Linked DNA regions of Mus musculus: all the other regions are linked to region 3. The links are chromatin loops, found by intact Hi-C in ENCODE. Cell type or tissue: left cerebral cortex. All regions are shown on one strand.

Region 1 (8,000 bases), 140 kb after region 3:
CAACAAGTAAGTATTCTTAGCATCGTAAGTGTTTTCTGTATTCTGATTGCTTCCTTTCCCCATTTCAGATAAGGTATACTTATTTTCTGTCTTTTCCCCCATGTGTTTGTGTGTAGTTTGCCTATGTCTGAGTTTCTTTTTCAGTTACTGTGATCAAATAATCTGACAAAATCATTTGAAGGTTAAGGGGGCTGATCCTGGTTCCAAGTTCCAGATCATATCCATGATGGTCGGGGAAATCACAGTGGCAAAAGCCTAAAGCATCTGGTCACATTGTTCTGCAATCTGGAAACAGAGGGAGTGTCTCATCCTGCTGCTCCTCCAATCGCTCTCTTTATTTGTGTATTTATGAAGTCTATGGAATGGTACCACTCACGGTGGGCTGGTCCATCCACCTCTACATAGTCAAAATAATTCCTCATTGGCTTGCACAGATTTCCATTTCACAAGTCATTTTAAATTCTGTTAAGTTGATATCAATGGTCACAGTGTTCCTACCCATGTTTGGGAGTAGAGGTATATGGGTGGGTGTACATATATGTAGAATTCAAAGACTTATATCAGGTTTATTGCTTGATCACTCCTCTCTTTATTATGGAAGCAGGGTCTTGCTGAACCAAGGGTTTGCCAATTCTAGCATGTGTAGATAGCCAGCTCAGAGTGGGTTTCTGCCTTATGAGTACTAGGATTACAGGTTTGGGGCCTGAGGATCCAGACTCCAGGACTTGGGACTTGTTTGGGAAACACGATATGCTGGCTATCTCTCTAATGCTTTTATTTTGCAATAGGATTTCACAGTTTCTGGCTAACTTCTAACTCTCAGTATAGCCCATGCTAGCTTTGGACTTCGAGCAGTACTTCTGCTTTTTTTGTTTGTTGGTTTGTTTGTCTTGTTATTTTGAGACATGCTTTCTCTGTGCAGCCCTGGCTGTCCTGGAACTCACTCTGTAGACCAGGCTGGCCTCAAAGTCACATCAACCTGCCTGCCTCTGGGAAAGGTGTGTACCATCACCACCTGGCAAAAGTTGCCTCACCCCACCTCCCATTTATTGATTGATTGATTGTTGATTTGTGTGTGTGTGTGTGTGTGTGTGTGTGTGTGTGTGTTTTGTTTTTTCAAGACAGAGTTTCTCTGTGTTAAGAGAGCCCTGACTGTCTTGGAACTTGCTTTATAGACCAGGCTGGCCTCTAACTTAAGAGATCCTCCTCCCTCTGCCTCCCCAGTACTGGAATTAAAGGTGTGTGCCACCATCACTCAGCTCTATATTGAGTTTGCGTTCAGAATCCTAATCAGAACAGTTTGATACTGTGAGGAATTGTCAAGCCTCCATCCACAGCTCCCTTCTGGGCTCTAAGAACTTTATTGCCAATTGTAGATTGGGTATGTCCTACATCCAGATAGCAAGGGATGTCACCAGGCTGACTTTCATCTCTAGCCTCCATAGATCTTTTTCATGCCAAACCTACTGAGAAGTCTGCTGGCAAGCAGCAGGCCAGTACAACAGGCTATAGCATAATTTGTTAGGCCAACTTTGACGATGTCATTTGGTATAGTTCATGTGCATATACTGTCCCGACTGTTATATTTCCTATATAGGGATATGGATTCTGACAGATGCTATCTCTGTTACATGAAATTTCATCCTGTATTTGGGTTTGTTGTACTTATTGTGTTTGATCATCAATCCCTCCATTTTCTGGGAAATGTTGTGGTTTCATTTTTCTTTAGAATTGCATACTGCTCCTCTTACTTATATGTACTAGCTGGTCATCCATTAACTTCTTGATGAGTGATTTTTGAGACAAAGTCTCGTGAAGTCCAGATTTACCTCAGACTCACTGTGTAGCCATAGCATGCCTTCGTTCTTCTTTCCCAAAGTCATTATTTTAGACATATGTCTCGCTCTTTTATTGTTTAGAGGGTTTTTTATGTTTGTGTATTTTTAGACACTGTTATAGGCCAGGCTGGCCTCAAACTCAACACATGACGGAGAATTATATTCAGCCCCTGGTCCTTCTACCTTTACCTCCAACTCCCAAGTGCCAAGATCATAGGTGTCAATATGACAGTTTTTTACTTATCCTTGATAGTTACATGCATATATAAAAATGTATTTTGATCATGTACACAATCTTTCATGTTCCCAACTAACTTACCTTTCCTCTTCCTTCTTTCATGTATTGTTTTGTTTTTTAATTTTTTCCTAATCCGCTGAGTTTAATTTGGATGTGGGATTCTTGGGTAACTTACCAGTGGCTACATCCCTGATGAAAAATTGTTCCCTCCCTCCTCCAGCAACCTTTAACTGCCAAAAGTTCCTCAGGGAGGGGTGGGTCTTGGTGCCCCTCCCCCATTCTTGCTGGAATGTTGACTGACTTGTTCTCTTTTTTTTTTTTTTTTTTTAAGATTTATTTATTTATTATATATAAGTACACTGTAACTGTCCTCAGATACTCCAGAAGAGGACATCAGATTTCATTACGGATGGTTGTGAACCACCATGTGGTTGCTGGGATTTGAACTCGGGACCTTTGGAAGAGCAGTCGGCGCTCTTAGCCACTGAGCCATCTTGCCAGCCCGACTGACTTGTTCTTGTACAAGTCTTAAGGGCTGATAACCAGTGTGGCTGGGAGTTGAAGAGTCCAAGGGCCCTATCAAGTCTAGAAGACAATCTTTCCCAACATTGCTTCCCTAAGTGGGGGAAATGGAATATTGGGTAATGATCATGGAGTTTCGTTTTGGACTAATGAAAATGTTCTGAAAGTAGGTGTACCGTGATAGTTTCACAGTCTAATCAGTGGATTACATTTCACTGAACTACATGCACCTTAATAAGAACTTTTAAGAATAAGTGAATTTTTGAATGATTTCCTAAGATAAAATAACTATAGCCTGGGCAGTGGTGGCACACACCTTTAATCCCAGCACTTGGGAGGCAGAGGCAGGAGGATTTCTGAGCTTGAGGCCAGCCTGGTCTACAGAGTGAGTTCCAGGACAGCCAGGGCTATACAGAGAAACCCTGTCTCAAAAAACCAAAAAGAAAAAAAATATATATATACACACACACACATACACACATATATATACATATATATAATCTCCATGTTTCTGTAGTTATTGATAGTTTTGTTGCACCATGCTTCTGGAAAATAAGCATTTGCTCAAGTTTAGTAGCCTTGTTTCATTTTGTTTTTGTTTTTGTTTTTGTTTTGTTTTGTTTTGTTTTTCAAGACAGGGTTTCTCTGTATAGCTCTGGCTGTCCTGGAACTCACTCTGTAGACCAGTAGACCAGGCTGGCCTCGAACTCAGAGATCCGCCTGCCTTTGCCTCCCAAATGCTGGGATTAAAGGCATGCGCCACCACTGCCCAGCACCTTGTTTCATTTTAAGTTGAATAATTAAATTATTTTTACAAATTTCAAATCGATGACAATTGCCTTAAGTGTGATAAACTACCACCTGTCTCAGTACTTATCCAGAGGTAAACACTGGCAGGCATTTACTGATTTTCATCTCCAGACCCCTTTTAGTAACCGTTTCAGTACCTTCCTTTTCCAGTACTGGGAATTGAACCTAGGGACTCATACATGTTACCAGTAAATGTGCCCCCACCAACTTTATACTTATTTGTTTGGTTTTGGGGTTTAAAAGTTGTTTTCCTCTTTTAAGATTTATTTTTATTATTTTTTAATGTATAAAAAAACATTATCTGGGGCTGGTGAGATGGCTTAGTGAGTAAAAGCACTGACTACTCTTCCAAAGGTCTTGAGTTCAAATCCCAGCAACCACATGGTGGCTCACAACCACCCATAATGAGATCTGATGCCCTCTTCTGGTGCGTCTACAGACAGCTACAGTGTGCTTATTTATAATAAATAAGTAAATCTTTGAGCCAGAGCAAGCAGGGACTGAATGAGCAGAGTGCACCTGACCGAGTGGACCTGAGTGGAGTTGACCAGCACGAGCGGAACGGACCTGAGTGAGCAGAGGTCCTAAATTCAATTCCCAACAACCACATGAAGGCTTACAGCCATCTGTACAGCTACAGTGTACTCATATACATAAAATAAATAAGTAAATCTTTAAAAAAAAAAACAAAATCTGTCTGTGGGGGAGTGTTTGTGTGAGTATAACTGGTCTCAGAGCTTAGAAGAGTGCACCAGATCCACTGAGGTGTAGTGAATGTGCTTGTGAGCTGCCAGTGTGTGTACTAGAAACCAAACCCAGATCCTCTGCAATAGAGCTACTCCGTCTGAACTCTGATCCTTGACTTGAGTCCCTGGTTTCTGTATTTTGACTCTTATGCATTCTTGCTTAGCTATCAGCTTAACTTTAAACCGGGCTAACCTTAACATATGGTGCTCCTCTTGCCCTACTTTGCTTTTTATTTTGAGACAGGGTCTAAATTGCTCAGGCAGGCCTAGCTCTTGTTCTCTAGATACAGCATGTCTTGAAGGTGCCATGTTCCTGCCTCAGTCTCTCAGGTAGCTAGGTTCATATGCCCAGCTTTTTTTTCACTGAAGTTCTTTTCTTTCATAGGTGATGCTGGGAGCAGAACTCCAAAAGACCAGAAGGTGAGTTGGGTTGGGTATAGGAAGTTAATCATGAAATTGGGCTGGAGGGATAGGTAGAGTTAAGGAGAGCATGCTGCTCTTCTAGAAGACTTGAGTTCTGTTCCAGCACCCATGTTGAGAGTCTTTCAGCTGCCTGTATCTCCAAGGTATCTAGTGCCCTCTTCTGGATTCTAGAGGCACCTACATACAATTGGCATTCACTTACATGGGTAAGCAGAAATCAGACATAGTTAAAGCCAGGTCTGGTAGCACACACCTTGAATCCTAGTACCAGGGAAGGAAAGGCAGGTGGATCTCTGTGAGTTCAAGGTCAGCCTGTTGTATATGGTAAATTCCAGGACAGCCAGGTCCATGTAGAGAGACCTTGTCTCAAAAAACCAAATAATAATAACAACTAGAAATAATATAGCCGAGCATGCTAGTACACACCTTTAACCTCAGCACTGAGAAGTCAGGGGCAAGTGGATCTTAATGAACTTGAGGCCAGCGTGGGTTACACGGAGTTTTAGGCTAGTTAGAGCTACAAGTGAAACTGTCTCCAAAACCTTCATAATAATAATATGTGGCTAGAATGGTAGTTCTGTGTTTAGGAGCACTCACTGCTCTTAAAAAGAACCTGGGTTCAGTTCTCAACACCCAAATGGTGACTGATAACCTTCCATAAGTTCACTTTCAGAGGATCTAATGTCCTGACTTCATCAGGCACATATGAATTTCAGTTGTTTCATACACACACATACATATACATATATGTGAATACACATATACATACACATATGTGAATGAATTTGATGGACTATCAATGTTGGTCATTTGGGGTGTTTACCTAGCATTCAGCAATCTTTGGGCTTAGTTCACCACTATACCAGAGGTTTTCTGGTGATGCATGCCTGTTATCCCAGCACTCAGAAGAGATGGAGGCAGAAAGATCAGAAGTTCAGGCTCATCCTCGGCTTCATACCTTTGAAGGCTTGGAATATAGATAACCCTGTCTTTAAAACAAAAAACAACAGTGCTGGAGAGATGGCTCCATGGTTAAGATAAGCACTGGCTGATCTTCCAGAGACTAAGGTTCAATTCCCAGCACCCACATGGCAGCTCACAACTGTGTGACTCCAGTTTCAGCGTATCCAGCACTCTCATATAGACTATATGCAGATGAACATCAATGTGCATATAATGAAAAAGCTTTTGAAAGTAGTAATGAGGGCCTGGAGAGATGGCTCAGCGGTTAAGAGCACTGACTGCTCTTCCGAAGGTCCTGAGTTCAATTCCCGGCAACCACATGATGGCTCACAACCATCCATAATGAGATCTGGCGCCCTCTTCTGGAGTGTCTGAAGACAGCTACAGTGTACTTACATATAATAAATAAATAAATCTTTAAAAAAAAAAAGAAAGTAGTAATGAATTTTAGCCTAAGCATACATTCAGTTTAGTTTCAATGTATTCACCATATAATAAGTCCCATTCATTACAGTCATCTTGTAGATATTGCAAGAATGCAGAAAAATTGAGAAGTTGCCTCTGTCTGGCCTTTTAATACAGTTGAATCTATTTTAATTATTGAAGACAAGTTCTTCACAGGCAGTGTTCTTTATCGTGTTTTGTTGTTATTGTTGATTTGTTTTGGCTTTACTTATTTGCAGCATTGGGATCTAAACCATGGGTCCCTATGCATGTTAGACAAGAGCTGTCTAACTCATAATACTCAGGGTTTTTTTCCCTTCTATTTTCCTACAGCTTCGTGAAGCTATGGCTGCCTTAAGAAAATCAGCTCAAGATGTCCAGAAGTTCATGGATGCTGTCAACAAGAAAAGCAGTTCTCAAGATCTACATAAAGGTTAGTGTGAGAAGTGCCTGCATAGGTGAGAGGTGAGTTCTTTCTGGAATGTTACTGACAGTCAGCTTTCCATCTCAGAATGCTGTTTGACTTGTCAGTCTCTTTTTTTGTTGGTGGTGGGTTTTTGTTTGTTTGTTTTTCGAGGCAGGATTTCTCTGTATAGTCCTGGCTGTCCTGGAACTCACTCTGTAGACCAGGCTGGCCTTGAACTCAGAAATCTGCCTGCCTCTACCTCCCAAGTGTTGGGATTAAAGGCCTGTGCCACCACCGCCCGGCTCTGACTTGTCAGTCTCTTTTTAACATTAATTTTATGTCCACAGTCAGTCTGAGAGTTATTGATTGATGCGGTGGCTCAGGCTGTTAACTGTTGATACTGTTGCTGTCAATAAGGAGTTGTCGATAGTCGTTCGTGGCATAGGCTGGTAGACTATGCCAAAGGAGTTAGAAATGTGCTAAAGTTCTGTATTCATTTCTCCTGTTAGCATAAACAGTGGATTGTCTTGTGCTTCTGCCTCTATCCAAGAGTTTAGCAAGAGTTGCTAATGGTCACAGAATTTCAGTTTCCTCTGTTTCTACACCACCTTCTGTTTTTGAGATAGTATCTTCTATATCCTAGGCTGGCCTTGAATTTTCTGTGTTACTGAGGATGACTGTAAACTTTTGATCCTCTTGTCTTCTCTGAGAACTTGAGATTACAGGCATGAGCTATTATGCCAGGTGTATGCAGTGCTGAGGTTCAAATCCAGGGCATTGTGCTTGCTAGGCAGGCAGTCCAGCAGCTGAGCTACAGCCCATCCTACCTTACTGTCCTCTTGACCTTACCTTTCTCCATCCAACCACTCAAATCACTCTTTATAACAACTCTTGTTTATAGGAACCTTGGGTCAGGTGTCTGGAGAACTGAGCAAAGATGGGGACCTGATAGTCAGCATGCGGATTCTGGGCAAGAAGAGGACTAAGACATGGCACAAAGGCACCCTTATTGCCATCCAGACTGTTGGTATGTGTGTTCAGGCTGGAGGAAGGACTGAGCAAAGGTAACCTGTAGGGCATCCATTGCTGACTGTTTTTCCAAAGCCTTTTCTTTTGTCTTCTATGTTGCACCCAAGACTTAACATTGGAAATAACAGTTTTTTGATTTTCTTTTTTAAAATTTTGGTTCTCTTTTCTTTTATACAGGGCTAGGAAAAAAATACAAAGTGAAATTTGACAACAAAGGAAAGAGTCTGCTATCTGGGAACCATATTGCCTATGATTACCACCCTCCCGCTGACAAGCTGTTTGTGGGCAGTCGAGTGGTGGCCAAGTACAAAGATGGAAATCAGGTCTGGCTTTATGCTGGCATTGTAGCTGAGACCCCTAACGTCAAGAACAAGCTCAGGTATCTGGACAGGGATTGTAGATTGTAGGAGAATGGGGCCTGGTGCCATCTATTCGTATTGGGGTCAGAATTTCACTGTTAGCTTTTATGTCCTCAATTCCTTCCGTATGATCTGAAACCGTTTCTCTCTCGCTCTCTCTTTTTTTCATGGTGTGTGTGTGTGTGTGTGTGTATATACTTTTTTTTATTTTAGATATCTCTG
Region 2 (8,000 bases), 340 kb before region 3:
TAGGTTACTTGTTATGGAATATAAGCCTATTTGTTCCTGTGTCTGGGTAGGGTAAGGGTTGTGGAGTGAGGAGTCTGTTAGAAATGCAAAGGTCTCTAGCCTGAGACACTGATAAATGGGAGATGTGCGCATTCTTTCACTTCCCCAAATCACTTGGGATTTCTTAGTAAAATTCTAGCAATGGTCACCCCATGTGTATGTATGTGAGTCACATGTTGCTGGCCCCATTTGTGATCTTTGACTTTATTCAGTCTTCTTTCCCCCTTTTTTATTTTATTGATTTTTTTTTTATAGTTAAGTCTGTTAGTTTGGTTAAAAGAGATAGGTGGTTTAGCTGATTGGGTCTGTGACCCCAGCATTGTGGGGAATTGTGATTCGATGTAAGCATGGGATACAAATGAAGACTCTTATCTATCTCAAAAGGAGAACATTTTTGCTTACTTGATTACCATATGTACTTTAAGATAAAGACAGCAAAGGTTGTAGTTGTGGGTCTGGTTTCCGTAGGTGAGTGCCTTCAGTTAGTCACTTAGAACTTGAAGAATTTTTCCATAGAACAGCTGAATGCCTTCTTTACAGGGTACATGCTTACTGGCAGGGCATAATGATGATGCTCTTATAATCCTAGTATCAGGAAGTTGATGTAGATAAATCACTTCTAAGTTTGAAGCCAACTTGGGGTGCATAAAACCTGTTTTAAACAAACAAACAGAAGAGAGATAAATAGATCTTAAAGGATTTTAATACTTTCCCTCAGGATGAACTGAGATAGTACCATAGTGACATTCACTTGGCCATAGTTCCAGTAAGTACAGAAGAATATATCGAGACCTTGAAATAACGGTCGGACATCCTTTGTCTTAAATGCTTGGGACAAAAGTTTTTCAGATGCTGCTTTTTCAGTCTTTTAGACATTTTCATAGCATTTGAGCATTTCTCATGTGGGAATTTGAAAATGTAATCATCAAAAAGTTTTAATTTCAAGAGATAGGGGTGGCTCATTGGGTAAAGCACTTGCTACACAGATGTGAGAGACAGACAATCCCTAGAACAAGCATCCTGCCTCAGTGTACAAAGTGGACAACAGTCAAGGAAGACTCCAATTAGCCTCTGGTCTACATACACACAGGTACATACATGTGGATATGCATGCGTGTCTGCACACCACACATACAAAACAAGTCAAGTTTAAAAGGCTTCCAGGGTTTCTGAAACTGGGAATATAACTCAGTTGGTAGAATGCTTGTCTAGCATGCATTAACTCCTAGGTTGGATCTCAGCCCTACATAATCCAAGTATGGTGCCATACACTTTTAATGTCAGCTCTCGAAAAGAGATGGGGGGATTGGGGATGGCTAAGTGGCTCAATTGGTAAGAGCACTGACTCCTCTCCTGAAGGCCTGAGTTCAAATCCCAGCATGGTGACTCACAACCACTCGTAATGAGATCTGATGCCCTCTTCTGGTGTGTCTGAAGTCAGCTACAGTGTACTTATGTATAATAATAAATAAATCTTGAGAGGGGGAGAGGGAGGTGTGTGGGGGGGTTGAAGGGAGACTGGGATATTAGAAGTGCAAGGTCATCCTCATCTACTGAATTCAAATACTGAATTCCAGCCAGCCTGAGATACATGAGGTCCTATTCAAAGAATCATTTTGGATTTTGTAGTATTGGCGATCTTAGGTTTTTAGATTAGGGACATTCAGCCTCTAATACAAATTAAAAATAGGAACTAGACTTAATCAGATTTTATGTAGCTGCCATAAGTATTTGTCAGAGGAATATGAGGATTTTTTTTTTTAAACAAACATGCTTTAAAAGTATAGGGATTTCTTTTTTTTAAGTTTTATTTTACTATCAAGCCCATTGGTGGAATTAGAGTGAGGTTCCAGCAAAGGTTTATTACTAAGAATCTGTATGTGTCTGGGGTGTGTGTGTGTGTGTGTGTGTGTGTGTGTGTGTGTGTGTGTGTCTACAGATGCCCTTGGTGATCAGAAGCTGGAGCTACAGGGGCTTGCTTGTCAGCCACCCAAGGTGGGTACTATAAAGTTGGATCCTCAGCAAGAGCAGTGTGTACTTTTTTAAATAATAAAGTTATTTTTTATTTATTTTTAAATTATTTATTTATTATATGTAAGTACACTGTAGCTGTCTTCAGACACTCCAGAAGAGGGAGTCAGATCTTATGGTTGTGAGCCACCATGTGGTTGCTGGGATTTGAACTCGGGAAGAGCAGTCGGTACTCTTAACCACTGAGCCATCTCTCCAGCCCCAATAAATTTATTTTTATGTAGGTGTTTATGGGGAGTTGGACAATGTGCGTGTATGTGGGTATATGCCAGAAACATACATATATAGGTGCTTTTGAAAGCCAGATCTCCTGGAACTAGAGTTTAGAGACTTTTTTTTTTGTTTTTTGTTTCTGTTTTTTGTTTTTTGAGACAGGGTTTCTCTGTATAGCCCTGGCTGTCCTGGAACTCACTCTGTAGACCAGGCTGGCCTCGAACTCAGAAATCTGCCTGCCTCTGCCTCCCGAGTGCTGGGATTAAAGGCGTGCGCCACCACGCCCGGCTAGCAGTAAGTATTCTTAACCACTGCACCATCTCCAGCCAGCTTCTTCCAGAGGGTTTCCTCCATTTCCTAGTACTGAAATTGAGCGCAGAGGTTGTACAGTAGTTAGCATAGCTGCATTGCCGACGCAAAATTTATTGTTATGTAGGTTAGGGAATTTCAAATTGTATTCCATAGAAGCAGCAAATTATAGAAAGTAGGACCCAAGTGGAGTTCTGGATTCTTTTACTTCCTCAGATTCTTAGCCAGTGCTACTGTTTGCATTTGCTGAAAGTGAACAACTTCTTAAAGAAAAAACATTTATGAGCCATAATACTTTCACTTAGTAAAAAAAATTATACTATCAGTCTCACCACTTAAAAATAACAAATAGCCAGGCGTGATGGTGCACGCCTTTAATCCCAGCACTCGGGAGGCAGAGGCAGGTGGATTTCTGAGTTTGAGGCCAGCCTGGTCTACAGAGTGAGTTCCAGGACAGCCAGGACTACACAGAGAAACCCTGTCTTGAAAAAACAAAACAAAACAAAACAAAACCAAATAGGTCAAGCACAGTTAGTGGATGCAGGTGATTTCAGCAGTTTTGAGGTGGAAGCAATAGGCCAGTCTGAGCTACAAAGCACGACTGTCTCTCGACCTCCTCCCTCAGATTTTAGTTGATGGTTTTTCTAAGTGATGCATACTCACCTAAATCCCTCTATAATTTATGCTTTGGTAACTCATTTTTCTTTTTAACAGTTGACAATGATACACCAGTTACCCTTGGGGTATATCTTACGAAGAAGGAGCAGAAGAAACTACGGAGGCAAACAAGAAGGGAAGCACAGAAAGAGCTACAAGAGAAAGTCAGGCTAGGCCTGACACCTCCTCCAGAGCCCAAAGGTATGTGCCTGCTGGCCTGCTACCATAGAGTGAGTGAGTCAGTCAGTCTGTCTTATAAAGGCACTTTAATGTCTTTGATGGTTTTTCTGAATCATTTACAGGATTTTTTTTAACCTGTGATGTTTTCTTCTGGCAGAACAACACATTCATTATAGAAGTCATTTAGAGCTTGTTTTTAATTATTTTTTGTTGTTGATGGTTGTTGTTTTTTGTTCCTGCTCTCAAGCACTGCTTATTTCAAGTCTGCTCAAAATTCACATTTTACAATAATTCCTACATTGAAAAATCTTACCTGCTTAACTCAGATTTTATAGTAGTTCAAACTATCTAAAAAATTCAGTATACTTATATCATAAAAAACATAAAACTTAATTTCTTATTTCTCATTTCTCATTCATTGGCATTAAAAATAAATAAACTCCACAAATATGCAACTATTGTTTTCTTGAGTATATAAATGTGTGTGTGTGCATATATATGTACACACACACACATTTATACATATAAACATACACACACACATATATGTGTGTGTTTGTATATATGTATGTGTATATACATATATAGAGGAGGCAATATACCTAGAAATAGTATATATAAATACTTTATCCTAGCTAGAGAAGTAATTTAAGAGATTAGGAGATTGATTGCTGCTTTCTTTCCATTGTAGTGAGAATCTCAAATTTAATGCGAGTATTAGGAACAGAAGCAGTTCAAGACCCTACAAAGGTAGAAGCCCATGTCAGAGCTCAGATGGCAAAGAGACAGAAGTAAGTGGGGTGCGGTAGGGTGGGATAGGGCAGAGCCCAGGACACTACCTTTCCAGACCCTCCTGGGGTTGGTATTGGAGGGAGGAGAGAGTCCTCTGTTGCTCTCTCTTTCCCTTAGCCCTGCCTCTGATCGGCAATGCCTTTCTCACTTGTGGATGTCCTTCCTGTCACGACAGAGCGCATGAAGAGGCCAACGCGGCCCGAAAACTTACAGCAGAACAGAGAAAGGTCAAGAAAATTAAAAAGCTTAAAGAAGACATTTCACAGGGGGTGCACATATCTGTGTATAGGTAGGTGTCCACATTGACAGCTGTCTCTGTTTCTTTTTTGAGACAGTGTTTCTCTACCTAGTCTCAGCTATCCTGGAACTCACTAAGTAGACCAGGCTGGCCTCAAACCTAGAGATCCACTGCCTCTGCCTCCCTGGTTCTCGGATTAAAGGTGCGGCCCATTATGCCCTCCTTGCACCTACATTCTCATTATCTTCCCAGTCCTTAGGACAAAATCACTGTGGCCTTCAAGTATACCTTATTCTTTTGTGGTAACTACTTCATTTCTCTAGAAAGCAGTAATTTTTTTCTTTATTACCTTGTCTTTATCCTGAGGATCTGTAGTAATAGGCCTTTCATCCACACTTCAGAATATATTTGTACCCAGGAAATACATTTTTACTTTTTTATTAATGTCTTCATTTTAGTCTAGGTTAAGTTTATATATGCATTCCACTTTTTAGATACACTTATTTCTACTAAATAGTTCTTTATCAGAAGTGGCACATTATAATAAAACTTCTGTTTATTCAGATTAAAATTTTTGGACCAGATAGGATGATGCATGCCTGTAATTCCAGCACACAGGAGGAACAGGACAGTTCTGAGTTTATGGCTAACCTGAACCACGTAGCAAGTTTTTGGCTATCCCAAACTGGAAAACAAGACAAATTCTAATAATAATAGAGGAGCACTTCCTGAAAGAGTCCCCTTCCTATTCTCTGATCTATTAAGATACTATCTATAGGTAACTACTATTTACAGTTTTTGATGTCTCCAGAAATTTTTTTGAATACATGGCATCTATACTATAGGCATCTAGAGGTGGCAGGATTTAAAGCTTTTTCTACCTTCTGGAACACTGGGCTTGCAAGCTTTTTTGGATGATAGTACCTCTCCTTCATTCATAGATTCTAACTACTTACTGTGAAGAAGTATAAGACCAGCAAAGGGAGGCAGAGGCAGTCAAATCTCTCGAGTTCAAGGCCAGATTGGTCTATGCAGTGAGTTCCAGGCCAGCCAGACTACATGATGAGACCCTGTATTTACAAGAGAATAAAAATATAACTGCATTCCAGAGGTCTTGATTTTAGATCCTCTGTATTTGCCATTCCATTCAGGCAGCTTCTAGTGATAAAACTGAAGACATGACTAAAGTTTCCCTCCTCCAGAGTTCGAAATTTGAGCAACCCAGCCAAGAAGTTCAAGATTGAGGCCAATGCTGGGCAGCTGTACCTGACAGGGGTGGTGGTGCTGCACAAAGATGTCAACGTGGTGGTAGTGGAAGGGGGTGAGTGCAGAGAGTTGAGGGAAACTCTCTAGACAACCCTAGCCCTAAAGCGATTGGCAGTGGGGAGAAGGGAGGAAGATTTCTGTGAGACCGCTGTTGTGTTTCCGATTCTGTGTGTCTGCAGAAGAAGTCTGTCCTGGTCCTGGGGCTCGTTCCCCTTCCCATTGCTATCTGAGTAGTAGATGGGCTCAGCTCAGAGGTTCTTCCTACTCTGTCATCTTTCCAACTCGCAAAATTCTCTTTTCAGGCCCCAAAGCCCAGAAGAAATTTAAGCGTCTCATGCTACATCGGATAAAGTGGGATGAGCAGACATCTAACACGAAGGGAGATGGTGAATTGGGGTTAGAAGGGATTACATGGGAGAGCTGGGGGAGGTGGAGTGATAGTTCTGTCTATTCTTCATCCATTCTTCCTGGAATAGTCTTGTGTTCAAGAAGTTTAGACAGAATGTTTTGTTTTGTGTGAGACAGGGTCTCACTGTATGGTACTGGCTGGCCTTGAATTCATAAGATCCACCTACCTATACTTTTTAAGGGCTGAGATTAAAGATGTGTGCCCCCTGCCCAGCTAGGTTGACTTAAACAGTACTGCTGCATACACCCAGCAGGCTTTTCTCTTTGACTTAGTTTCAAGTTCTGGTTGCAAGAGTGTATTTAAAGTCAGCAAACTATGCATTCGTGTGTACAATATCTAACCTGTATTATTCTTTACTTAAATTTCTTATTAGCTACGTCACGGTAGTTCACACCTGTAATCTCCTAAGAGTTTGAGGTCATCTTGAGCTATGGAGCAATTTTAAAGCAGCCTAGGCCACATGAGTCTCAAAAAAAGTTGGTATTTCTTTCTAATCACTCCAGACTAGTAGTATCCACCCATGACCCCAGCACTCAGAAAGTGGAAGTAAAAAGATCATGGGTTTGAAACCAACACATGCCAATGTAAAGCAGATATGGACTACATACAGTCTCTGACTTCCCCACCCCAACCCAATTCAAAAGACCATTGAATGTATAAAAAATAGATTTTCACATCAACAACAACTTTCTACTTTAAACAGGAAAGAATACTTTGGGTTTTGTTTTGAGACAAGGGTAGCCCTGGCTGGTCTGAAACTATATAGACCTAGCTGGCTTCACACTCAACAGGAAAGATAACTTTGGAGCTAGCATTAAAGTTTAGTAGTTTAGCACTTGTCTACCATGTTCAAGATCCTGCACACTGAGAGCCAGACAAGGTGTGGGGCACAGGTAAAGAAAGAAAAGATATATTTAGTGGGGCATGGTTGCTGAAGCTTGTAATCCCAGCTCTCAGTAGGCTGAGTCAGGAGGATGGTCTCAGTAAATAAATTTAATCCAGCACTTGGGAGGCAGACCCTGCTAAGTTGGAGGCCAGCCTGGTCTATGTAGCGAGAATCTGACTCAAAAAACAAACCAAATATTGAGCTTTTTTTGTCTTTTCCAGATGATGAGGAATCTGATGAAGAAGCTGTGAAGAAAACTAACAAATGTGTACTAGTATGGGAGGTTAGTGTCTCTGTAAAACGCTGCAGTTCAGTTGGCCGGATGTTTAGCGTGGTTTTTAGAAGTTGGTCTTTAGCGTGTGCCGGTGGGGAAGCATATGGAGAACAGTGGCAGTAGGAGTACACGTTCTCAGCAGGAAGGTAGTGCCCAGGCCTCAGACGCACAGTAACGCACGCACTAGACGGAAGAGTCCGGGCTTGCCGGGGAGCCAGTGATGAGTGCTTATCTAATGCTTTAGAGTCCGAGTTCCATCCTTGGCTTTACAGCAGAACAGGACCTGAGCCAGACGGTGTCAGGTTTCATTGCCTTATCTATAAAATATGGCTGTTATTTGATCTACCTGGCGTGTTGGTTGTAGTGAGAGTAAATTAGAGCAGGCCCAAATTCAACTCCCTTACTCAGTTGGCAGGGCTTTCCTCCTGTAACTCCAGGTCCAGGGGACATGACCTCGTGGCTTTGACAGGTGCCTGCACTCACATGAACACATTCTTTATTTAAATTTTAAAAGATTTATTTTTGTGTATGAGTGCTTTGCTTGCATATATATGTATATCTACATCACATACATGCCTCATGGAAGCCAGAAGAGGGTGTCAGATCTCTCAGAACTGGTACAGATAGTTGTGAGTCACTATGTGGGTGCTTAGAACCAAACCGGGGTCCTCTCTAAGAGCAGTAGTTATGCTTTTTTTTTTTTTTT
Region 3 (8,000 bases):
TAGTGAGATCCTGTCTAAAAATAACAACGGCTGGGGCACCAGCCCAGGAATGGCACCATCCACAGTGAGCTGGGCTCTCTCCCATCAACCACTAAGAAATGCCCTACAGGGCCAGGGAGATGGCTCAGCAGTTAAAAGCACTGCCTATTCTTCCAGAGGTCCTAAGTTCAATTCCCAGCAACCACATGGTGGCTCAAAACCATCTGTAATGGGATCTGATACCCTCTTCTGGTGTGTCTGAAGACAGAGATAGTGTACTCATATACATAAACTTTACAAAAAGATTCTAGTTGCTTAAATGGAGGATAAAAGTAATTTACAAAAAGCTAAAAGAGGGTTGAGGAACATGACTCAGCGGTGGTGGGCTTTCCTAACATTATGAGGCCCAAGGATCAACACCCAACATGACAGTAAGGAAAGACAACTGACCCAATGTAGCACCTAATTATTTACAACACTTGAATCTACATTAATGGATACACGTGGGACTCTACTGCTAGACTCTCGGGTGGTAGAATGTCTGATGAGTACTGCATCTCAATCATTAAAATCCCAAACTAGGTCCAGTTACAAGAGTCTCCAAGCGCTTCCCCAAAATCCAGGCATGTGACAGATCATAAGAGTCTGACTTGGCCAACCACACCCTAAACTCCATTTACTTCCATAAACACATGTGAGGAATTAGGAAATGAGGGACTGTGAAGCACAAAGGATATTACCACAAATATAGATTCAGTTCCTAGCTGGATTCCTGGCACAGACCCCAGGATTTCTAGACCCCAGGATCTCAATGTACCACCTGAGTAGAGAGAGCCCAGATCCACATCTGAACTGTTTAAAGCTCACAATCCCTTCATCTCCTTTTAACTGGGAGAACACACTGGGGAAAGACATCAGGATGCCCCATAGTGGCTTCAAATCCAAGAACACTCCCCAGCAACTTCTGTGAGATGAGACAACCCCCACTCCCAGACAGTGTGAGCAGTAGTCTACTGACTACTCCTGATGTGTCAGGATCAGGTGGGTACACGAGAACAGGGCTAAGTGACCAGGGCCCTGTGAGCTCTGAGTCTTGAAATGAAGATTCAACTACGCTCTGTGCCTGTGTGTGTCGAGCTCACTTATGAATGCTTAGTTGTGCATGTCTGTAAAGGGGTCAGGGAGCCGCAATCAATAATATCACACAACACAACACAATTTATAAAAGAAAAAATACTTTGTTTTAAAATCTTTGCTACATGTCATTATTTTTGCCACAGTTAAGGCTTAGCACAGATGGGCAACAAGAAAAAACAATCAAAAATAAAACCGTGAAGGAAAAGCAGAGCGAGCCCCTCAGAGAAGCTTCTCCCCGCCCCCCCTTCTTCAGAAGCCCTGTAATAACTGTACATTATAGTTCAGATCACAGTTAAAAACAAGTCGGTTATTAAAAAACAAGTATTTTATTGGAAACCCAACTTTTTGGTTCAGTAAAATGTGATATAAATATATATGTATACTGTATGTGTGCACATAGAATAAAAAAATAGCCTCCTTTTCCACTCTACTGCCTGGCACCAGACTGGAGACAAACGGAGGGAAACTTAGTAACATTCCCTCAGCCTCTCCACGAGCCTCTCCTTGCCTGGGCTCCTCATGCCCCATCAATACACATAAGAGGTCTTTTCCATATTAACTTAATCTTTGACAGGAGCCAGTTTAAGGAAAAAAAAAAAAAAAAAGGCTGTTGATCTAGGAGACTCACCTGAGGACGGTAAAGGGTAAAAGCAGTTACCTGCATCTGCATTTCTATGGCTATAATTATCAAGTGACCCTGTTGGGATTTAAGTCCACCTAACACAGACTTATGTTTGTGCTCTAAAGCAAACCCCAATTTCAAGATTGCAGAAGGAGCAAAGAACACCAGACTTCAGCAGACCTAAAACTGTTTTGGTGACAGGAAGGAGAGGCTACTGTGCAGGAGGCTATTTGGTTTGCATACTCGTCAGTGAGGACTTTCACTCAAGATAGCTAATCCAAGAAGTTGAGTTTCCATGCAGAAATAACCTCTCCAGAAAAACATGTGTGACTCTGACAGAAAAATGCAGCATTATCCTTGTGGGCAAGTCTGGGATTTCTGACAGTGTTCATGTAGCCAGCCTATTTTGGTAATATCTGCAGCTCTTCCCAATGAGTTGAAAGCACCAAAGAGCAGGAGTCATCCAGCTTGATCACTGTGTCTGTAGGAGACCAACCCTAGCAACAGAAGGCTGGGGGTTGGCCTAAAGTTCCATTTTGGCTGGGTATGAATTTAAGTGCAGCAAAGACTTAATTTAAATACTCTTTGGCTGCAACACTAAATAGAAAAATACCTGAAAAAATTAATTTTCTTAGGACACTTTAAAGAGCAAGCACAAAGTCAAAGAAGATCTGGGACAAATTTTGCATATACTCTATAATAGGGAACAAAACATAGGAGCTCAAATGCCCCCCTCACCCCATCTGTCTCTGTCTCTTACTCTCTCTCTCTCTCTCTCACACACACACACACACACACACACACTCACTCACTCACTCACTCACTCACTCACAAAGATAAGTGTTCATGCTCTCTCTCAGGCCTCTTTCTGGAGACTGCTCACGTCCCAAGGCTCCACACACCCCTACTGTGTTTCATGATCCTCAGTGATGAGGGCATTTCTCCTTTCCTCCACTCCATTCAGAATTTCTATCCAAACAAGCCACAGTATCCAATTAGTGCCTGTCAGATTCTTCTGTTCTGCCCCTTGACTCCAGCACAAATCATGTCTGTGCAACTTCTGGTCAGAAGAAATAAGGACAGGAATTCAGGCCTCACCTATCCTCAAAATTTCAGAGGATCCTAAAAGCCTGGGAAATTCATTTAATTTCTTCTATAACGTTTCTTCAGCAAGTCAAGGGGTGGAAAGGGTACATATCAGGGGTGAGGGAAGGGAAGGGAGAGGAACTTTTATTCTGTTTACAAAAGATTTGCTTTTAAAAACAAACAGTGATTTCCCCCCACCCTTATCCTCACCCCAATAGTTCTATTCGGAAAAGGGGGGAAACATAGTTAGATCAGGAAATTCTTCATTGTTGTAGGTGTTGCTTTGGTCTCCCAGCATGGACAGCATTTCCTAATGAGAAAAAGGGTAGACTTGGGTCACATACCCTTATTTTAGTGAGTTCCCTTCCAGGACCCCCTTCCCCCACCCACACCACCACCATTCCTGAGCCGCACAAGTCTGCATGGCGAGTTCTCTCAACCTCCCTCTTCTGAGAACTCTTTCCTCATTCTCTGTTCTATCTTCCTCTGAGATCATTTATTTTCCTCTTTTCTTGTACTCAATATTTTTAACTGAAGAAATATGCATGCCAACATTTCATTTAACTCCTACAGGCACATCTGAAATGTGCCTAATCACATCTGTTCTCAATCAAACCCTATGTTGCCTTCCTTTGGTCTTTCTGACTGGCTTCTCTGAGATGACCACATTCAATCTTGCAGGCCCCTCAAAGGAAACAGATACTTATAGCTATGATCAGTATGTTCTACTCCATATATTTTCGTATTCTTCTATTTAAATCCATAACTACTACTTTGAGATGTAAATCTCTGTATAAAATTAAAATACCTTTCTTTAGCATCTTTGCATGTTGCTTCCCATCAGTACCTCTGCCTGGTCTGGTTACAGGCTATGTTTATAATTGCTTCAACTGCTGACATGCATCCTCTGTCTCATTCCGTTCAGCCCTAACCAATACCATGTGCTTCTTTCTTCCTCTCTTCCCTGACCGATCTCTCTCTGAAGTCTTTACCCACTCACTTGAAAGACCTCAGGCTGGCTAGGTGCTTGTGCTTGTGTCTGCTGAACATGCTGCTCACTGGAACTAGACCGATGATGGGGCTGCTGGCCCTGCCACTGTGGCCAGACACCCACGCCCTCTGCTGTCCGGGCCTGGAACTGTCCTGTGGTCTGTCCAGTCTCAGGAGCTAGAAATAAGAATAAGCATTTATAGTTGTAATGGAGAGGAGAAACCAGCACACAACTACGTGTAAGTCAGTAGTCTCCATATGCTACCTTCTGCTCTTCTCTCTGCTGGTCAGGGCTGCTTCTATTTTCAAAACTCAGTCTCACAGTAAGTTTCATTTCCTAGATAGCATTTCTGAAGAATTCCTTGTTCATTTACATATGCAGTCTATTAAGTAAGATTGTTATACATATTAAAATGATTCACATGGTCTTTAACTACAGGAGTTAAATGGTTTTCCTATACCATGTTTTTATAATGATTCTTAAGATTCTTACTGTCTTGTGTATGGTGCATGTGAGCTCATGGTGGCGTCAGCTCTCTCCTGGATATGAACTCAGGTTACCCGGTTTGTGTGTCGAGCACTTTGCACAATGAGCCATTTCAACAGGCCCTATGCAAGGCTGTTTAAAATCAAACAGACCTGGACCATGCATTTCCTTATAATTCGGTCAGCACATGCAGGACGCAGGGAAAACAATCATAACTGCCAAGTCCTCCTTCTTTAGTAGTTTGATTTTCCTGTTATCTCCCTTGTCTGCACTTACGAAAGTTGGAGCCACGGTTGGGGAGAGCAGGGTAGGCAGCAGTACCAGATGAGGCAGTGGGAGCACCCGGAAGAGACATAGCACTGAAGGAGGAAGAAGTCTGAAAGTTGTTCACACCAAATTGGGAAGAACGAGTCTTGGCTGTAGCCTGGGTGGGCACCTGCTAAAGGAAGGGGGTACAGAACAAAGGATTGTTAATCGTGTACTGCATTCCTGTAAGTCGATACTCATCAACCACTACCTTCTTCCAAACCCAACCCATTACCTGCTTCTAATGTATACTTCTGATTAACTCCCAATTCTTCCTAAAACTAAATGTTTTAGGAAACTAAAATAAAAGTGAAAAAGAAAAAAACAAAGAATTACAAATTGTGATAATTAAGCTCACTGGATCATGAAATGGGAAAGAGACACTGACATACAAGAGGGACTGGTTGGTAAGAGGGAGAGGCATCACTGGTCTGGAGTAGAACACGTTATGATCAAAATACACTGTATACGGGTCAGTGTGGTGGCACATGCCTTTAATCCCAGCCAGCACTCGGGAAGGAGAGATGAAGGCAGATAGACCTCTTGTGAGTTCAAGGTCAGCCTGGTCTATTAAGTCAGGTTAAGGACAGCCAGGACTCTGTTATACAGAGAAACTCTATTTCAAAAAGACCAAAAAACCCAAAACAACACTATATAAATACATGAAAACATTATTAAAAACCCATTCCTGGGGCTGGTGAGATGGCTCAGTGGGTAAGAGCACCCGACTGCTCTTCCGAAAGGTCCAGAGTTCAAATCCCAGCAACCACATGGTGGCTCACAACCACCCGAAATGAGATCTGACGCCCTCGTCTGGTGTGTCTGAGGACAGCTACAGTGTACTTACATATAATAAGTAAATAAATCTTAAAAAAAAAAACTATTCCTATATATAATCAGCTCATAAATTATGGCAATTAATAGAAAGCATAACATCCATGTGTGTCCAAGTTCAACATACATGTACAGGCTATTGTGCACAAATTAATGGGAACCAGAGATCAACATGTCTTCACTTCATTTGTGTGTGTTCATGTGCATGTCTCTGTATAATGGTTGCATGTACACACAGATGTCAATAACACTGGGTGTTTTCCTTTATTATTTTCCACATTATTATTATTATTTCTTTTTTCTATTGTCTTTGGAGTCAGGATTTCTCTGAGGTCATGGAACTCACTCTGAAGACCAGGCTGAACTCAAACTCAGAAATCTACCTGAATTGGCCTCCCAAGTGGTGGTATTAAAGGTTTCCACCTTATTTTTAGTGTGCATGAGTATGTATGCACATGAGAACACATGCATGCTCTGGCACGCATGTTAGAGGACAACATGCAGGAATTGGTTCTCTCTTCCCCCCAAGGAGATTGGGGATTAAACTCAGGTCATCAGGTCAGGCTCAAGTGACAAAACACTTTCCCAATGGCGTCATCTCTCGGGTCCCAATGGTAGAGTGTTATAAAAGAGAAACCACTCACTCCACACTGCACCCGTTTCTAGATCCTTTTCCTAAAGGCACAACCATTTTCTTTTTTACTGGAATCCCTATGTGTTACAGAGGAATTTGGTGGCATCTTAGGGAGTTCACACCCACACTCAGTTCTGAGTGCTTCTCTTTTGCTCTTGACTTTAAGTGTAAATCTGCAAAGGGTTGTTTAATATAAATTCTAAATCTGCCTCAAAAAGAATAGAAAAAAATTGGAAAAAATAAACTAGAAATGAAACCTCACTGTTAACCCCACCAGAAGAGACTGTTACTTGGCACAGTGGACAATGTCCTCTTTTATTTTCCATTATGCTATTTTGGTTTTGTTCTGTTCTTTCTTTTATGAGACAGTTTATCTCTCACTATGTGGCCCAGGCCCATGCTCCTGCCTCAGTCTCTTTGTTGAAATTAAAGCTGTCCTTTCTCACACCCATTTACTGTATATTGATTAAGAAACTAGTTATTGCCTCTAACATTTTTTGTGAGATACAATAATTTCTAGAGACCGTTTTAAATCCACAATTTAAAAAGTAACTCCAAGGGAGATAATATATGCATGCTTGATTATGTCACCAGTATGAAAACCATGGTAGCAGCTGTCATCAACATCACGGCACATCCTGACCAAGAGTCATGGGCAACATTCCTGAGTATTTTTACACATACACAAAAAAGCTATAGAGAACAATTCTGGAGTCAAGTTTGAGTTTTCATTTTTTTTTAAACTTTTCTAAATTATTATATAGACAAGAGAAATACATAGTAATAAATAAATTTAACATATTTACTATATATTATATAGATGGATACTATATTTTCATAAATAAATGAATATAATTACTAATTTTCTACTTTGGTACTATATTACATAGTCCTAAACAAAGACAAACTCTTTGAATTTACTCCAAACAAGCCTGAGACCAAAGCTGTTCAAACTGCTGTGAATGAGCAGTTCTGTCTTAAGGTGAGCATATGAAAACATAGGTTCTAAAGAGACTTCTGGATGTTATCTCTGGTATTTTAATTATCTAGCTCCTCGCAAAAAAGATGAAAATTAAAAGATGAAGAACAGGAACTGAAAAGGAGGTATCTGACAATAATAAATTTACCTGGAGGAAAAAAAAAAGATCCCACAAACAACAACACACAGGGTCAGACAGGTAAGAGGCGCTACCTGGGCGGCAAAGCCTGGGCGGGAGCTAGAGGTCCAGGTCGGCGCTGATCCCTGGGCAGGGTTGGAGTGACGTGAAATCTGGGCCAGTATCTGCCCTGCAGAAGATGATGGCTGGACAATGGTTACAGGAGGGGTAAGACCACTATTCCTAGGAAGGAACAAATAGAAAGTGAAGGTTAAAAGGTTGACTCCATCACAGAAGCTATGAATCAAAGGACACATTCTATCCCTAGATTCCTCTGATTTCTTGGAGTTAAGGAAAACCTGATAAATTTAAAAACACAAGAAAGACTGACTGTCACACACTGACCACACAGAGACGTTTGGAACCTAGAGCAAGGCAATAGAATAGGTGCAAAAACAGGAGGAAAAGCAGCTTCGTTGTCTCACCCTAGGTCCAGTAAGTTCTACTGCTTTGTCTGAGGTGACCAGAGAAAGCAAGGGAAGATGACACACGGATCCAGCAACTGAACCCTGCAGAGCCCTGTCAAGCAGCACACACATATGGGGCTCACCTGAAATTCTCTGCCGGCCGGGGGTTAGGAGGGAATGAGCTGCCCTGGGAGAACAGCTGTTGGGTGGCAGGGACAGTGCTGGAGGAGATGCCTTTACTCTGATCTGCAGACCAAAAGGAGTTGGGGGAGGGCCATCAAGGGGCTGTAGCACATAGTTTAATCAATTCCTACTTATTCATGAAGTACTGTAACTGAAGTAGAAGTATGCTGACTGGGCA

The links. Peaks named below come from ENCODE experiments on the same cell type or tissue, not always from the same donor. Only the 100,000 strongest peaks of a DNase experiment are listed, where the experiment ranks them.
Region 1: a loop joins it to region 3, with 4 times the contacts of the local background. A loop is called at or near these places in 3 of 42 quality-filtered maps.
Region 2: a loop joins it to region 3, with 2.7 times the contacts of the local background. A loop is called at or near these places in 4 of 42 quality-filtered maps.

Annotation. Positions count from the first base shown.
Region 1 is chr3:95,346,413-95,354,412 of GRCm38, reverse strand. It overlaps Setdb1 (SET domain, bifurcated 1), which reads left to right. Exons shown (of 22, transcript NM_018877.3): 4 at 4,540-4,574; 5 at 6,318-6,417; 6 at 7,292-7,417; 7 at 7,597-7,798. Among named protein-coding and RNA genes, the nearest start is that of Setdb1, 6.8 kb to the left of the region's middle. In left cerebral cortex, CTCF peaks have their summits at 3,812 (motif pointing left), 4,746 (motif pointing left), 5,758 and 5,958; a DNase peak (open chromatin) is centred at 4,729.
Region 2 is chr3:95,831,864-95,839,863 of GRCm38, reverse strand. It overlaps Prpf3 (pre-mRNA processing factor 3), which reads left to right. Exons shown (of 16, transcript NM_001316751.2): 10 at 3,307-3,450; 11 at 4,121-4,220; 12 at 4,397-4,510; 13 at 5,662-5,780; 14 at 6,028-6,111; 15 at 7,242-7,303. Among named protein-coding and RNA genes, the nearest start is that of Rprd2, 17 kb to the right of the region's middle. In left cerebral cortex, no CTCF peak of the experiment used is centred here; no DNase peak of the experiment used is centred here.
Region 3 is chr3:95,490,438-95,498,437 of GRCm38, reverse strand. It overlaps Arnt (aryl hydrocarbon receptor nuclear translocator), which reads right to left. Exons shown (of 22, transcript NM_001037737.2): 18 at 7,783-7,885; 19 at 7,268-7,415; 20 at 4,578-4,740; 21 at 3,825-3,991; 22 at 1,198-3,134. The coding sequence ends at 3,045. Among named protein-coding and RNA genes, the nearest start is that of Ctsk, 4.8 kb to the left of the region's middle. In left cerebral cortex, CTCF peaks have their summits at 2,083 and 3,955 (motif pointing left); DNase peaks (open chromatin) are centred at 3,331, 3,958, 6,163, 6,651 and 1 more place; H3K27ac peaks cover 1,177 bases.